Regions from separate parts of the Homo sapiens genome. Here region 1 is linked to region 2. The links are chromatin loops, found by intact Hi-C in ENCODE. Cell type or tissue: GM12878. All regions are shown on one strand.

What was found. A loop is a pair of places that touch in the nucleus more often than their neighbours do. Peaks named below come from ENCODE experiments on the same cell type or tissue, not always from the same donor. Only the 100,000 strongest peaks of a DNase experiment are listed, where the experiment ranks them.
Region 1: a loop joins it to region 2, with 3 times the contacts of the local background. A loop is called at or near these places in 1 of 110 quality-filtered maps.

The regions. Positions count from the first base shown.
Region 1 is chr1:245,890,592-245,898,591 of GRCh38, forward strand. All of the region lies in intron 8 of SMYD3 (SET and MYND domain containing 3), which reads right to left. Among named protein-coding and RNA genes, the nearest start is that of SMYD3-AS1, 210 kb to the right of the region's middle. In GM12878, no CTCF peak of the experiment used is centred here; DNase peaks (open chromatin) are centred at 4,460 and 5,080; H3K27ac peaks cover 2,548 bases.
Region 2 is chr1:245,646,064-245,654,063 of GRCh38, forward strand. It overlaps KIF26B (kinesin family member 26B), which reads left to right. Exons shown (of 15, transcript NM_018012.4): 10 at 58-217. Among named protein-coding and RNA genes, the nearest start is that of KIF26B-AS1, 420 kb to the left of the region's middle. RefSeq lists an enhancer at 2,432-2,945. In GM12878, a CTCF peak has its summit at 3,234 (motif pointing right); a DNase peak (open chromatin) is centred at 3,198; H3K4me3 peaks cover 2,889 bases; H3K27ac peaks cover 1,712 bases.

The sequences.
Region 1 (8,000 bases), 240 kb after region 2:
GAAAAAAAGGGAACCCTCGCACACTATTGTTGGGAATGTAAATTAGTACATCTACTATGGAAAACTGTATGAAGGGTCCTCGAAAAACTAAAATAGAACTACCATTGATCCAGCAATCTCACTGGTAGGTATATACGCAAATGAAAGGAAATCAGTATATCGAAGAGGTATCTGCACGCCCATGTTTATTGCACTACTATTCACAATAGCTAAGCTTTGGAAGCAACCTGAGTGTCTGTTGATAGATGAATAAAGAAAACATGGTACATATACACAATGGAGTACTAGTCAGCCATAAACAAGAATGAGATCCTATCACTTGCAACAGCAAGGATGGAATGGGAGGACATTGTGTTCAATTAAACTAGCCAGACACAGAAAGACCAACTTCACATGTTCTCACTAATTTGTAGGAGCTAAAAATTAAAAGAATTTAACTCATGGAGATAGAGAGTAGAATGATGGTTACCAGAGCCTGGGAAGGTAGTGGGCAAGGGAGGGAACGGGGGATGGTTAATGGGTACAAAAATATAATCAGATAGAATGAATAACATCTACTATTTGATACAACAGGGTGACCAGAGTCTACAATAATTTACTGTACATTTAAAAATTACTGAAGAAATATAATTGGAATATTTGTACCACAAAAGAAATGATAAATGCTTGAGGCAATGGATACCCCATTTATCCTAACATGATTATTACACATTGTATGACAGTATCAAAATATTTATCTCATGTACCCATAAATATACACGCCTACTCTGTAGCCATAAACATTCAAAATTTAAAAATACAAAAATAAATAATGTTTACAAAAGAGGATTGGTCTCTTGGGAAATAAACTGCAGAGACAGCCCAGGATGACATCCACTTTGTCCAGGAATCTGGGGGGAGGGGAGCAATGACCTGGATGTGACTCTGTGCAGTGCCACTCATGCTGTCTTCTTACTCAGCTGTACTTCCCTTCCTTCTGCTATGTACACCCCCTCAGTGACAGCAATGTCGGGAACTGTAGGGGTGAAGAGGACAGCACGAGTAGTGATGAAGGACAGTGATATGCCCCCTAAGTCTGGACAAAGGTCAGCTTACTTCTGGAAGGAGAGCCCAGGTTAGGAAGTGCAGGGGAGCAAGCCAGGAAGAATACAAGAATGAAAAACAAGCTGAGCTGAGCATGGTGGCTCACACCTGTAATCCCAACAGTTTGGGAGGCAGAGGCAGGAGGACTGCTTGATCCCAGAAGCTGAAGACTAGCCTGGGCAATACAGTGAGACTCCATCTCTACAAAAATATTTTTAAAAATTAGCAGGGCATGGTGGCACACGCCTGTAGCCCCAGCTACTGAGGAGGCTGACATGGGAGGATTGCCTGAGCCCAGGAGTGAGCCATGAACACACCACTGCACTTCAGCCTGGGCGAAAGAGTGACGCCCTGTCTCAAAACAGAAAAAAGAAAGAAAGAAAAACACCAACCACCCCAGCACAGTGACCACTGGAACCAAACCAAACAAGAGGCACTAGGCACAAAAAAAGGGGGAAGAAAGCAGAGACAACTAAAAATTGGAACAGGAGGAGTTAAAAAACTGTTAAGAAAATTATGTGAACAATTCAGAGACTCTGATCAGCAAATGATGGGAACTGAGGATGCTGTATTTCTTGGAACCTCCCAAATAGACTATTTCCCCAGATCATTCAATAATAATAATGGCTACCATTACCAAGCATCTACCATCTCCCAATCTATACATATATTATCTAATTATCTAATTGAACCCTTAAAGTAGCTTTGCCAGGTTTAGAGTATTCTCATTTTACAAAAGAGAAAATTAAGACCATCACAGGGAAGGTAACTTGCTGATGTCAAAGGGTTGGTCAACAGCAGAAACCAGAACCATCTATCTGCAAAGCACATGCTCTTTCCACCGTATCAAGCTGTCCTCTTATCCACCATTTGGATTTCATGTCTCTGGCCAGTTGCTGATGCTCCGGAACTAGAACCCAACTTCTGCTAAATCTAACTCTGTACTCTTTGTATAATATCCTGTGGCTTTAAATAAGATATTGACTCAGCAAATGGTACTAGAATCATTGGCTATCCATATACAAAAAAGAACATTATGCATACACATAAATTAACTGAAAATGGATCAAATTCCTAAATGTAAAACCTAAAACTATAAAATCTAATATGAAACACAGAAGAAATATCTTTCTCCTCTTGAATTAGGTAAAGATTTTCAGCTATGGCTTCAAAAGACTGATCCATGAAAGAAAAATACTGATAAACTAAACTATTTCAAAATTTAAAACTTCTGCTTTTCATTCTGTGAAGAGAATGAAAAGACCAGCTGCAAACTGAGGAAAAAAACATGTATAAAACATATGTCCAACAAAAGACCTGTGTACAGGATAAAGAACTCTCAAAACTCAGTAAGAAAACACCCAATTTTTAAAATAGGCAAAAGATTTGAACAGATATATCAACAATTAAGATGTACATGTGGCACACAAACACGTGAGAAAACACATTACAGTACTGCAAATTAAAACCACAATGCAATGTTACCACACTAAATGTATTAGGAGGATGAAAAACAAAAAGAAAATCTGACAAAAACAAGTGCTGGTGAGGATTTGGGGTAACTGGAACTCTGAGTCATTGCTGGTGGGAATTCAAAACAATAGGGGCTGCTTTGAAAAAAAGTGCAGCAATTTCTTATAAAGTTAAACATATATTTACCATAGAGCCCAGCAACCCCACTCCTAGGTATTTGTCCAAATAAAATGAAAACTTATATTTGCACAATAACCTGTATGTGAATGTTCACAGTGGCTTTGACAACCACCAAAACTAGAAAACAACTCAAATATCCTTCACTTAGAAAAACAAACTATGAAATAGCCATGTAATGGAATACTACTTGGCAATAAAAATGAACCAACTATTGAGGTTATATATTATAAATGTGTGTACAAATAACATGGCTAAGCAAAAGAAGCCAAATGAAATGGCTGGTTAATGTATATGATATTGTGGAAAAGGTAAAATGGTAGTGACAGAAAGAAGATTTGGGTTAGCAGGTGCTGGGAGTGGGGTATAGACATGGATACAACGCAGTACGAAGGAATTTGGGAGTGGTGGTGATAGAACGCTTCTCTATCTTGATGGTGGTGGTGGTGGTTGTGGTCACAGACTGCATTTATCCAAGTTTGTAGAACTGTACACTAAAAAGGGTGAATTTTACTGAATGCAAATTACACTCCAATTCTTTAAAAAGATAGGGAAGGTCTATCTGTTACTCTTATCACTATAGAAACAGCATAGTGAAGAGGTTAGGGCTATACTCTTGAAAGCTCCCGTTGCCTCATCTGTAAAACGGCAGTAAGAGTAACCCTAACTTTGATATGGTTGTAGAGAGAAATGAGATGAGGCATACAGAGAAGTCTGCAGAGTACCTCGTGAGAGGTGAAGCCAGCTGGACTTCCAGGGTGGAGTGGGGAATTGGAGAACTTTTCTGTCTTACAAGGGGATTGTAAAATGCACCAGCTGGTGCTCTGTAGCTAGCTAGACGTTTGTAAAATGCACCAATCAGTGCTCTGTAAAAACGCACCAATCAGCGCTCTGTAGCTAGCTAGAGGTTTGTAAAATGGACCAATCAGCACCCTGTAAAATGGACCAATCAGCACCCTGTAAAATGAACCTATCAGCACTCTGTAAAATGAACCTATCAGCACTCTGTAAAAGGAACCAATCAGCAGGACATGGGTGGGGACAAATAAGGGAATAAAACCTGGCCACCCCAACCAGCAGCGGAAACCCGCTCAGGTCCCCTTCCACGCCGTGGAAGCTTTTGTTTTTTCACTCTTCACAATACATCCTGCTGCTGCTTACTCTTTGGGTCCGTGCCATCTTTAAGAGCTCTAACACTCACCGCAAAGGTCCGCGGCTCCATTCTTCAAGTCATCAAGACCATGAACCCACCGGAAGGAACCAACTCTGGACACACTAGCACACAATAAGTGCCCCCATAAGCTTTAGCAGGTATTCTAATTTCCAGTAGTATCTGAGGAAGAATCACCTTATTGTACTAGACTTCCTGAACACTACTGCGTACCTGTGGACCATGTGTTGGGCTGGGGATGGTACTTGGTACACAAGAACACATACTCTGTATCACATTAGCTGCCATCCCTCAATCTATCCTCTGAGCTGGAGGCTTATGAAGCCCCAAAGATGGTAGAAAAGAATGTGTGTGCAAGAACTGGAAAGGTGAGACAGAATTCACGACACCACAAATTGTGGAGAGACCATCTTTTACCCGAGGTGGACATAACAGGGCCACGTGAAGGAGCCTGGTGAGCACAGCTGCCTGTCCTCTGGGGAGAAGGCAGAGAAGAAGTGCCACATCCTGTGATGTGGTGAACGCCACAGTCCAAGGCAAACACAATAGCTACATTGTTTATCTCTCAGCCAACTTTACAGCCCATCGTAGCATGCCCAGAAGCCTCTCCCCGTATGTCATAGCAACACTGCAGACGGGATTATGTGATTATGAAGTCAGTAACTCCCTTCCTTGATTAAACATGAACTCAAACAGACAGTCATTCACTCTGGGGGAAACCCATTTTTCTGCTTGTCTGGAGAAGCAAGACACAGGTAACATACAGCAATGTTAGGTTTCAACTAATTAAAAATGGGAATGAACACACGCACACGCACGCACACACTTCTTCAGTTCCCTGTCAAATCTTCCTGAGGACAACATAGTTTGGTTATGATGAAAACTTTAGAAACGGGAAACATTCTGCTTAGATTGTTAAAATTGAGAACAACGCAGAGCTGGTTGGGCTCATCATCCCACCAGGAGACAGTTCTGCTTACAATTTATCTAGCAAAATAGAGTAAGGCAGCAGAAAAAATCTTGGTTTCCTAGTGACCTTTAAGTAAGTGCTCCCATTTCAAATAGACTCAGTACCATAAAAACTTTCTTGGGCTGAGAACTTTCATTTCCTTTGAATATAACTTTTGCGCTAACATTCTTTCATTTCTTCTTCTTCAGACAATCATTGTTTCTTCCTTTCACTCAAACCTGCCTCTGTTCCCCGGTTTTCACGGTTTACAGGGCATAGCCCAGGTGATGTACAGCCCACATGGGAATCAAGGCAGTTCCCACACAGCACCAGCACAAAGTCATTTCTTTGTAGAAGCTGGGCTTCTTCAGGGCTGTGTAACTCATAGGTGTCGTGGAGGGTCTCAGAAGGAAACGAGGGAAGGCAATTCTGTGTTGCAGAAAAAGAGTTTTTCTAAAAAGAAGCTGAAATAATTACCAGAGACAAAAATTAACATTGCTTTATATTTACAGAAGAAACTAAGAGGAAGTAGGCTTAGAATTGTAGCATCAGGGAATGAGAAGTTTATTAAGGCTTCTCCCCACTACAGAACCATTTATTAAACTGTTTCCAGAATGGATACATTTTCACAATGATCCTACTCAATCTCTCTTCATAGAAGGCTCTGTGATAAAAGAAGATATAGATCCCCTGCTCCACAGACGGCTGACACTGGGTAAAAGATGCACACATACTTGGAAGCCCTCAGGAAAATTAGATCATTATCTTCTCGTTTTTTCTTTGCCTCCAAAGACTTAGATTTTTACCTATGTACTCGAAAAGCAACTGCAGACTTCCAATCAAGATGCTGTAAGTTCAAACCTGGAAGCGTTCCCTTCTACTCCAAATCCATAGTAATGACAGGTAAAATATAAAAACAGGAACCAAAAATAGCTTTGCCAAGTCAAAAAAAAAAAAAAAAACAGGCAATGATCTCCCTGGACCAAAAATAGAACAGAAATGCAAAGCAATAAACAAAGCTGAAGCTCCAGGGCCTGAGGTCTGGAAGTAGGTGGCAGTAGGTACAAGCTGAGTGCTGGTGGTTAAACAGGGAATACAAATGTTTCACATAAAAATGGTGAGTACAGTCAACCTTAAAGCTTAAAGCCAGAGAATGGGGTGAGGCTACCTTGCTTGACAAAAGAGGCCGGGATAAACAAAACCAGGGCTGATGACCTGTTCCCCTGTGCTAGATATTTACAGGAAGCTGTGGGCCTGAAGGGGCCAAACAGAGCCATGCTCTCTTGTCTAGGTACACAGCCATGACGCCCACCATCTAGGCAACACTTCTGCACTAGCCTCAGCATCACCGGGGCGCAAGAGGTCCAAATGCCATTAAGTTCTGGTTTTGAACTGGAGGCTGAGGGGCTTGGGGGAGGCAAAACTACCAGACAGAAGGGAAGAGCACAGAAGGAGTGAAAAGAACAAAACAAAAAAACTGTCCACTAAAAATGAGCCTGCCATACAAAATTCCAGAACACTGAGTGAAATGCAATGCTAACCAACTGAAAACAATCAGAACATAAATTCCCTCCAGTAAAATAAACTTCATGGAACTAACACTTAAAAGAAGTGTGATTAGAATACCCAAAGAGATGAATAATGTAGTAGCATGCATTAAAGTAAAAAAGAAGTTATAAAACCAAAATAGGCAGAAATAAAACACAGAGACGTGAAAAAGAACAAATTTGAAATCTTGGAAATAAAAATTGGTCTTTAAGCTGAACCAGTAAGCAGAAAGTATCCCTAGCACCTGACTTAAGGGAGCTCTAAGTTTAAAAACACGGACAAAATGCCAGAAGCTAAAATGGGTTCTCTCTGAGGAGTAGGTCGTGGGCAGGAGCAAGAGAGGAAAGGGGTACCATTGTTTTCAACTGTGTTAGAGTACTTTAATTTTTCAAACTATATACATGTATTACTTTAATAAAAAATCAAAATAAGAAATGTAAAAGCCCATTTGCAAGAAATAACACTAGTGAAGGATTACCTGAAGGATTTGCAGTCACTGCTTTCCTCCATAGAGACTAAATTGTATTCTTGGAAAGAAACAAACCATCAAAGAGATATGATCTTAGATTACCTAATTTTTCACGCTTCTAGTTACCTCTTTTATTAAGAAGTATTAATTTGGCTGGGCACGGTGGTTCACACCTGTAATCCCAGCACTTTGGGAGGCCAGGGCGGGTGGATCACTTGAGGTCAGGAGTTCGAGACCAGCCTGGCCAACATGTTGAAACCCCATCTCTACCAAAAAGTATAAAAAATTAGCCAGGTGTGGTGGTGCGCGGCGCCTGTAATCCCAGCTATTCAGGGGGCAAGGCAGGAGAATTACTGAAACCTGGGAGGCAGAGGTTGCAGTGAGCTGAGATTGTGCCACTGCACTGCAGCCTAGAAGACACAGTGAGACTGTCTCCAAAAAAAAAAAAAGTATTGTCAATCAGCTATGATGAAGAATATTATAGAAATCAGTGATTTCACTCGCTGTGGAAGTCCAGTAAGAATGCTTTGTGAGTGCCTCAGGCCTCAGTGCAGGGAAAAACTGCTCTGGCTGTGTTTTCCTTCTTAGGGCTACTGTGAATTTTGAAAGTAGTCTTTTAGGTTTGGCTGCTGATACATTAAGGGTAAATTCATCATTTTTCTAGCTGTTATATATTGCTTCTAGGCCTTTTGGTTAAGCTCAAGTGTAGTACTTCTAGCTGTTACATAAAGGATCATATGGTATAAATTCTGCATACTAAACTACTTTCATCTTATTTGTCACTTTTATTTCTCAAACGAAAATAAAATTTATTGCTGTTGTATTACATATGCAAGTAGATACATATATACATGTGTATGTATCCTTGTGAATGTGTGCGTGTAAGCTACTTCAAAATCTTTTGGGTGGAGGAAAGGGAACAATTAGATAAAGGAAATTGGTATTTTGAAACAGAAAAAGGGAACAAAAGCAGGTTGAATGTTAGGGTCGCAACTAGAGAGCACTGAATGGCAACCTATGAGTATGAAGTTGATCCTGAGTGCTAAAGATAATGCTGAATGCTTGAACATTTCTGAGCAAAGTAACAACATGAGAATAGTGGCATCTGAGAGAGTTTACCTAAAACAGTG
Region 2 (8,000 bases):
CAGATGAGTGTTTGTCAGAACTTAACCATTTCTCTTTTATCTTCTCCCCTGTGGTAGTGTCTGGAGGTCGCAGCCGCCTGCATCTCATTGATCTCGGCAGCTGTGTGAAAGCTCTTAGCAAAAATCGAGAAGGAGGCTCAGGGCTGTGTCTCTCGCTGTCTGCTCTGGGCAATGTCATCCTGGCTCTCGTCAATGGCAGCAAACACATTCCATACAAGTAAGTGACTCTTCTACTCAAAGAATGTGGTGGGGTAAGCATGGTGTGGGACGCTTTGTTCAGTGCCATCTGTGGAGAGGTGTGCCACAGAGGGACAGCCTGGACCCCATTATAAGTTCAGTGCCAGAGACCAGCCTTAGCTAACAGTTGTGTAATGCATGATCTCCCAAATTCAAAACTTTTGGAAATACTTAAATCTATTCCAGTTCTAACTTTAGGCTGCTCAAATTAGAGGAAATAGGAAATTATCTCAGTTGAGGTCTCCACTCGCAAATGAAGGTGGTGGGTCATTGTCACCATAATAAAGATGTGCCTGTTTCATAGTGATGAGAGTGAGGGGTGGAAGACTGGCTTATCCTTAGGGGTAGGGCCACCAGACTTAACCAAAAAAATATAGGATATCCAGGCAAATTCAAATTTCAGATAACCAACAAATAAGGTTGTATTATAAGTATGCACCCCAACATTGCATGGGACGCTCCTGGTGACATGTATTTTATCTGGCAACCCAATCTCGGGAGTTCAGAAAGCTAGGGGAGTTAGCACCTGCCTTCCCATGCAAATGTTTAGTCACTTCCAGGATCCTTCCTGTCTCTTTACTACTGCTCCAATTAAATTACAGCCGCTCCTATGTCTGGCAGAGACAAAGCCACTCCACCACCATCACCCCAACTAAGCGTTCTCATTGGACCGTGTGGTGGCAGGCCATTGACTGGCTGTCCAGGCTTCTGCCAAGGCCTAGCTGAGCCTCTTACTAGCTGCATGAACCTTCATTCTTCCTAAAATGAGGGTTAAAGCTATACATGTTACATCACAGAAATATAAGGCTCAAAATGATAAAACATGTATAAAAGTTTATTGTAGGCTGGGTGCGGTGGCTCATGCCTGTAATCCTGGCACTTTGGGAGGCCGAGGCGGGTGGATCACAAGGTCAGGAGATTGAGACCATCCTGGCTAACACGGTGAAACCCCATCTCTACTAAAAATACAAAAAATTAGCTGGGCGTGGTGGTGGGCACCTGTAGTCCCAGCTACTCAGGAGGCTGAGGCAGGAGAATGGCATGAAACCAGGAGGCGGAGCTTGCAGTGAGCCAAGATCACGCCACTGCACTCCAGCCTGGGCAACAGAGCGAGACTCCTTCTCAAAAAAAAAAAAAAAAAAAGAAAAAAAAGAAAATTTATTGTAGAATTTAGGACACTATGGCCAATAACCAATGATGAAAGTCTGGTTACACCTATCTAGTCAAGCCTATCCTCACCTATTTAAAGGGAAAAAACACCGACCTTACAGAGTTGCCATGAGGTGAAGATTAACTAAATATATGTGGATTCATGGTTTTATCTGTAAAAACCCTACAAAACCTACGTTGCTGTTGTGTAGGAGGAAAAAGTCGGGCAGTGTATTCTATAATTACTGAGATTCACAATGAGTGCTGGAGTTTTTCTTCCCCTCAGCCCTATGTTGATGCCAGACCCCCCCACCAAATACATTGTGAGTTTATTTCCTACCAGGAGAACCATTACTGGACTGACTTTAGGAGCTTAAATGGTGATTATAATCCTGTCCATCTCATTTCTAGAAATTTGGAATCCTAGTTGGATAAACCCAGAAATGGTTTTCCCGGCTCTTGTAACAACCCTTTTCTATGGGAGAATATTCTGAGTTGAAGAATTATAGAGTTTCATTCGATGTCATTTCTGTAGTTGAGTAAATTCAGCTTGTGGGGAGAAAGGGCAGGGGAGGGAAACCGTTGGAGTTGGAGATGAAGGGAAGAGTACTAGCACTCACTGGTTTCCATAAAATGAGAATCATGTCTGTTAATGTCAGAACTTCATAGATCATGATATAGATAAAATTCCAAATTGCACCTTAGCAGGAGGTCATTGATTACATATCTTACTTATAGCTTTTACACTGTTTCTGCAGGGCGACATGCTTTTATGATTTCTATAAATAGTTGTTGAATTGATGGCGGGAAGATAGATGCATGTAAACATGAAATTATTTTTAATTTAAAGTAACTTCCTTTTAGTTAGAGTTGGGTTTTTTATAAATGAGTAGGGAAACATTAAAAATTGTTTTTATGGCCCAGCGTGGTGGCTCACACCTATATTCCTGGCACTTTGGGAGGCTGAGGCGGGAGGATTGCTTGAGACCAGCCTGGGCAGCATGGCAAAAACCTGTCTCTACAAAAAATACAAAAATTAACCGGGCATGGTGTTGCATGGTTGTAGTCCCAGCTACTTGGGAGGCTGAGGTGGAAGGGTGGCTTGAGTCCAGGAGGCAGAGGCTGCAGTGAGTTGAGATTGCGCTACTGCACCAGCCTGGGCAACAGAGTGAGACCCTGTCTCAAAAAAAAAAAAATAAATGAAAGTTTGTATTAATCGTTCAAGCTTCGTGTTAATTAAGCATATTTTTAACATGCTGGCCCTACCAACTGGCTACCTGCCCTCCTGGGAGACATCTCCACTCACCAGTCCCTGCAGACAGCTGCCTGCCTTCATTCCAGGAGTCCCCTTCCTTCTATTCTGGCACCAAGAGAGTGATCATTAAAGTGTTTCTGTGTCTCAAGTAAGCAGACTAGCTTCCATGCAGTGTCAGCACAAGACCCAATCCTGGAGCTGTCCCGTGGCCTGGTTGAGCTGTTGATGGCGTGGGTACAGACTCACCAGCTGCCCTTGCCCTGCCCTGCCTAACACAACTCATCGAGACCTTGCTGGGTTGCCTGGTGCTGGAAACACGGTGGCCCTGGCCATCCAGCCAGCGCTGTCCTTCCCAAAACATCCATTGGCCAGTGCGTTTGTTCTGTCACCCCTCAGTGTCCTAATGCCCTTCATTGTACGTGATCTTAAAAAGACCCTTGCCGAAATGTTTTCTCCGAGTCTGGACCACGGCCTAGATTCAATATTTGGCATCTGCAAATGTACATTTACAAAGTGATTCATCAACTAGAAACTGTCCTCTTTTGAGGTACAGGAAGATAAGGCAAAGGTTTACTCAAATCACCCAGCCAGTGGGTGGCAGGATCAAACTGCCTCGCTCCTCACAGCTTCAGAGGCCTCGACAGTTCCCAGCCTCACTGCAGACCCACGCCCACTTCTCATCAAGCTCCCGAAATGTCGGAGCTGCCTTCACTGCGCACGGCAGGGGAGCCCAGCACAGCAGGAAAGCCCCGATTTCTTTGATCAATTCCGTCAGTGCTCTGAAGCCACATTATGCAGCATTTTGTTAGCATACTAAACACCTTCAGGGTGTCAAGCCTTGTCTTTGCAGTGCGTTCCTTAGAGAAGTGGAAGTTTCCTGCCCTTGAGGTTTCCTCTTACTCCTCCTGCTCACTTACGGAGGGTGGCGGGGGGAACAAAAATAGAAAACCAAATTCCATATTCTCTTTCCTTCCCCCACCCCCCCCAAAAAACACAGACACCCCACTACCTCTTCATTTGTCTCCCCAGACAACTCTGTACTTGGAACCTGCATTACTTGTGCTTGCTCCTGGGAAATTCGCTGCAATGTGCACAGAGGGGCTGTAGCCTGTCTTCATTCCTCTTCATCATCTTACCAGGCTATTTGTCATGTGAGCAAGCTGGAAAGTGAGTTTGGATTCATTACCCATCCCAGGCATTCCCACAGGCACCCTCCATGTGCGCTGAATGCTTCTGACTTTGCAAATGATATTGCCCTTGAAGATGCAGGAGGCGTGGAGCAGGTTTCCAACCTCAGCCATTACACAGCACAGGCACATTACATGGCACAGGCTTGCCGGCCAGTCCAGGCGCCATAAATCAGTTCTCAACGGTGGCACCATTCAGAAAAGCATGCAGGGAAGGCAGGGAGACCACCAAGGGCTCCAACCCCTCGTCAGTTCTGCACTGACAGGCTGCACAAATTACTCTCTAATTTTTGAGAGCCTCCACCTCCAGGGAACCCTGCCCTCATTCGATCATTTTGACAGTGCATTTGCAAATTTTCTTTATTCGGTACATTCATTTGCTGTTCCTTACTGCTCTTGGGCACCAAGGTGCTAGGAATCTTCCCATTTAATGGATAAGAAAAAATAGGCAGAAGCGTTGAAATGACTTCTCAGGCCAAAACCCAGTGTTGCACATCCCACAGGAGTTGGCCCCCAGAAGAACCGCCACAAGGATCTGTCAGGGTGAACTGAGCTTCGGCTAACGGGTGTTATGTCCCAGCTCATCTGAAGGACCACAGCTTTTCGAGACTCAGATTCTCACCATGACCCAATTATCTCAAAATAGAATTTCTGGTTCTCTTAGATGTTGCTTTGTAGAGGGCACAGGCCCTTAGAAAGCACACACCTGTCATGCAGGCGTCCTTCAAGCCCTGAAGCATTTACCTTCATTGATGACTGCTGCTCCATATGGAGAAAGAATTCCTTTAATGGGTCATATGACCTGTTTGCTTATTTGCCAACACAGTGTTTCTAAACACTCTGTTTCTAAACAACAGCTAGTTGCTAATGTCTTGGCTGCCCTTTAACAAGAGTTCATGGAAAGTCCTTCTGTGGCCCTCTCATGTCATGCCTGTCTGAGATGCTTCTCCCAGTCATCTTGAAAAATGGTGCTACATAACCATCCTGTCGTGGAAATGATGCCCGGCACCTCCCTCTCACGGGTTTGGTCTATGGTTCAGACCCAGACCTAATCCTTGTTTGTTGAGATCAGTCACTGAGACACTTTGGGTCTCAGCAGCTGTGCTGAGCTCGCCTCCTCCTCTCTCTGGTAGAGCCTGAGGCAATCTGTGATCCAAGCTGCAGGCCACGAGCAAACACCGCAGGCAACATCCACTTCCAGAAGGCTGTGTTCCACAAAAGCGATGAGGACACCCATCCTCAGGGGCTATAATGGGAACTCTTTTCCTCCTAAGGCCCTAGTGAGGAGTCAGGAACCAAGGTCATCTTTAAGCTTGTAGCATCGGGACACACCAGTTCATTCAAAGCAGCAGGCAGCACTAGAAGCTCAAGTTCAAATCAGTGACTTGAAAGGAAATGACACTTCATAAGTAGAGGCAGCTTTTTCAAAATGCAAGCACCTTCTCATCCAAGAGAGGGTGGGGTTCTGGCACCTGTGGGTCACACTTGTGGCAGCAGGCCCAGCATTGGCAGGAACTTCAGGACGAGCCTCTGAAGGATGTGGACATTCCCCTCCTTGCCTGGAGAAGTGCTTCCTCCTAGAGCCCATGGAGATTTGGGATTAGCCTCTCCTTTCTCAGAACTGGAAACCCAGTACTCAAGGTCTGGGAAGCTGGGGAAAGGGGCTCAAGATTGCTGTTAGCTAGAGCGGGGTTCCAAACCCCCAGGCCACAGATTGGTACAGGTCCCTGGCTTGTTGGGAACCAGCCTGCACAGCAGGAGGTGAGCAGTGGGGGAGCATGACCACCTGAGGGCTGTTGGCTGTCTGATCAGTGGTGGCACTGGATTCTCATAGGAACCTCATGCTATTGTGAACTGTGTGTGCGAGGGATCTAGCCTGTGCGCTCCTTATGAGAATCTAATGCCTGATGATCTGAGGTGGAGCAGTCTCATCCCCAAACCATTCCCTACTCCCATTGGGTCCATGGAGAAATTGTCTTCCACGAAACCTGTCCCTGGTGCCAAAAAGGTAAAAGGGTTTGGGACTGCGGAGCCATGGCATTGAATTCCCATCTCACACAGGAGAGGAAAGGCTCTTCCTCAGGACTTGGATGTATATTACTTAGACGTACCATGAAATTAAGTAGATATTTGCCAGGAAAAATGCAAAGGAGTATCAGTTCTCCAGATTTGTTTAAGATAGCATGAAACGGAGAGGTTCATGTAAGAATCTGTGTGTGTGTGTGTGTGTGTGTGTGTGTGTGTGTGTGTGTGTGAGAGAGACATATGCATATTTAACCTCCTTTAAATGTACATTAATGCTGTATTTTCTCCCCCTGATTTACAGGGAGAATATCAATTTAGAACTATTTGCACAAACTCTAGATACCAGTTTAGAGCGTTCCCTATTTAGAAATAAAATAACCAAAGTCTCAGGTTGCCAGGCAACTGCAGCAATGATAATTCTTAGTATTGCTGCTTTAGAAATACTCATTTTTATACATTTTAGTGATGGTTAGGATGCAGAGAATGTGAGTTCAGAATGTCGCTGGGACATCGAAGTCCCTTTTCTATGAGATTTTTAGCATTCTCACTTGCTTTTATTTTTCCCCCTTAGCTCTGTTTGCTTCCTTGGCTAGCGGTATCTTCATATTTAGCTATAGAAATCTCGAGAGATTGTTATTATTTTCTTAAGAGTTGAGGCAGAAGCTGCCACTACATTAATTCTGCCAGGCTCATTATAGAACCACGCCAGTCACTCAGGGAGAAATGACACCGTCTGGGGATCGGCCGGGGTCACAAACACTGGGTTCAAGCTTTGGTTGTTCTGCCGCTAGTTTGACACATGAACTCTACACCTCGTCCTTTTCATTCTTAAGAGGACCACATTCTGGCCCCTCTCAGAGCTTCACTGAATTGGGAACAGAATATCAGGCCCCAGCTCTGTCATCATCTCTTGGCGGCAAAGCCACGGCTCATGTTTTTGTCTGTCCACTGCAGCAGCCGTTGTGGCGTAATGGCACATGATGGTCTCGGGGCTGGGTAGAAATTGGAAGGCGTCTTCCTTTCCCTTTTGGCCTTTCAAGTGTATCTTCCTTTATGTCTAATGTCTGGGGTTACTATTAAAGTCTTTCTGAATTCTGAACCAATGATCAGATAGATACAAGAGAATGATTGGGAATGAAAAGCCTGCTAATCCTAGCAGAGTAGGAAAGGGTAGACAGCCCCTTCCCCAACCCCACGGCCTCAGTGGAGGAGAGAATGGTGTGGCCTGCAGGGGAGGGACAGGCAGACAGCGCCAGCTGTCACCCAGGCTCACGTTCACCAGCCTCAGCAGTCAGACCTTCTTCCTTCCTCCCTTGGAGGAAGTGAATAGAAGGGCAGAACCGAGAGCGGGAACTCTATCTTGATCTTGCTAAAGGGGTAGAAGTTCCTAATTCGTGGACTTGCTGGACCACAGGGAGGAGGAGAAAATGATTTCTAGTACTTATTTCCTGGCATTTCAGCTACATGGAAGGTAGTTAGCACGGTGCATAAATGAGCCCCCGGTGAGAGTATTTCCCATCGTGAGCACCACAGCCGGGCGTTGTTCTCACTGTGCCTCACAAGCTCTGCTAAATGCCTTATGGATATTTCATTCTGACAACCTGTGACATAGGTACTGTAATCATACTAGTATCACAGATGGGGAAACTGAGACACAGAAAGGTTGAGTATCTTGTCCAAGTTCACACAGCTAATAGGCAACAGGGCCTCACTGCCTCCCAGTTTATCACCCCCCACCGAGTACAGTTTCTGGAATATTGTGCTCGGTCAACATTTGTTGCAATAACAAGTGGGGTACAACAGAGGATCAAACATACCAGCAAAGCTTGCATATGTGTAGTTGATTATAAGTAAAAGCACAGTCTGGGCACAGTGGTTCACACCTATAATCTCAGCACTTTGGAAGGCCTAGGCAGGAGGATCACTTGAGCCCAGGAGTTTGAGACCAGTCTGAACAACATAAGGAGACCTCGTCTCCACAAAAAAAAATTAAAACACTAGCTGGGCATGGTGGCTCATACCTGTAGTCCAAGCTACTTGGGAGGCTGAGGTGGAAGGATCGCTTGAACCCAGGAGGTTGAGGCTGCAGTAAGCTATGATCGTATCACTGCACTCCAGCCTGGACAACAGAGCAAGACCCTGCCTCT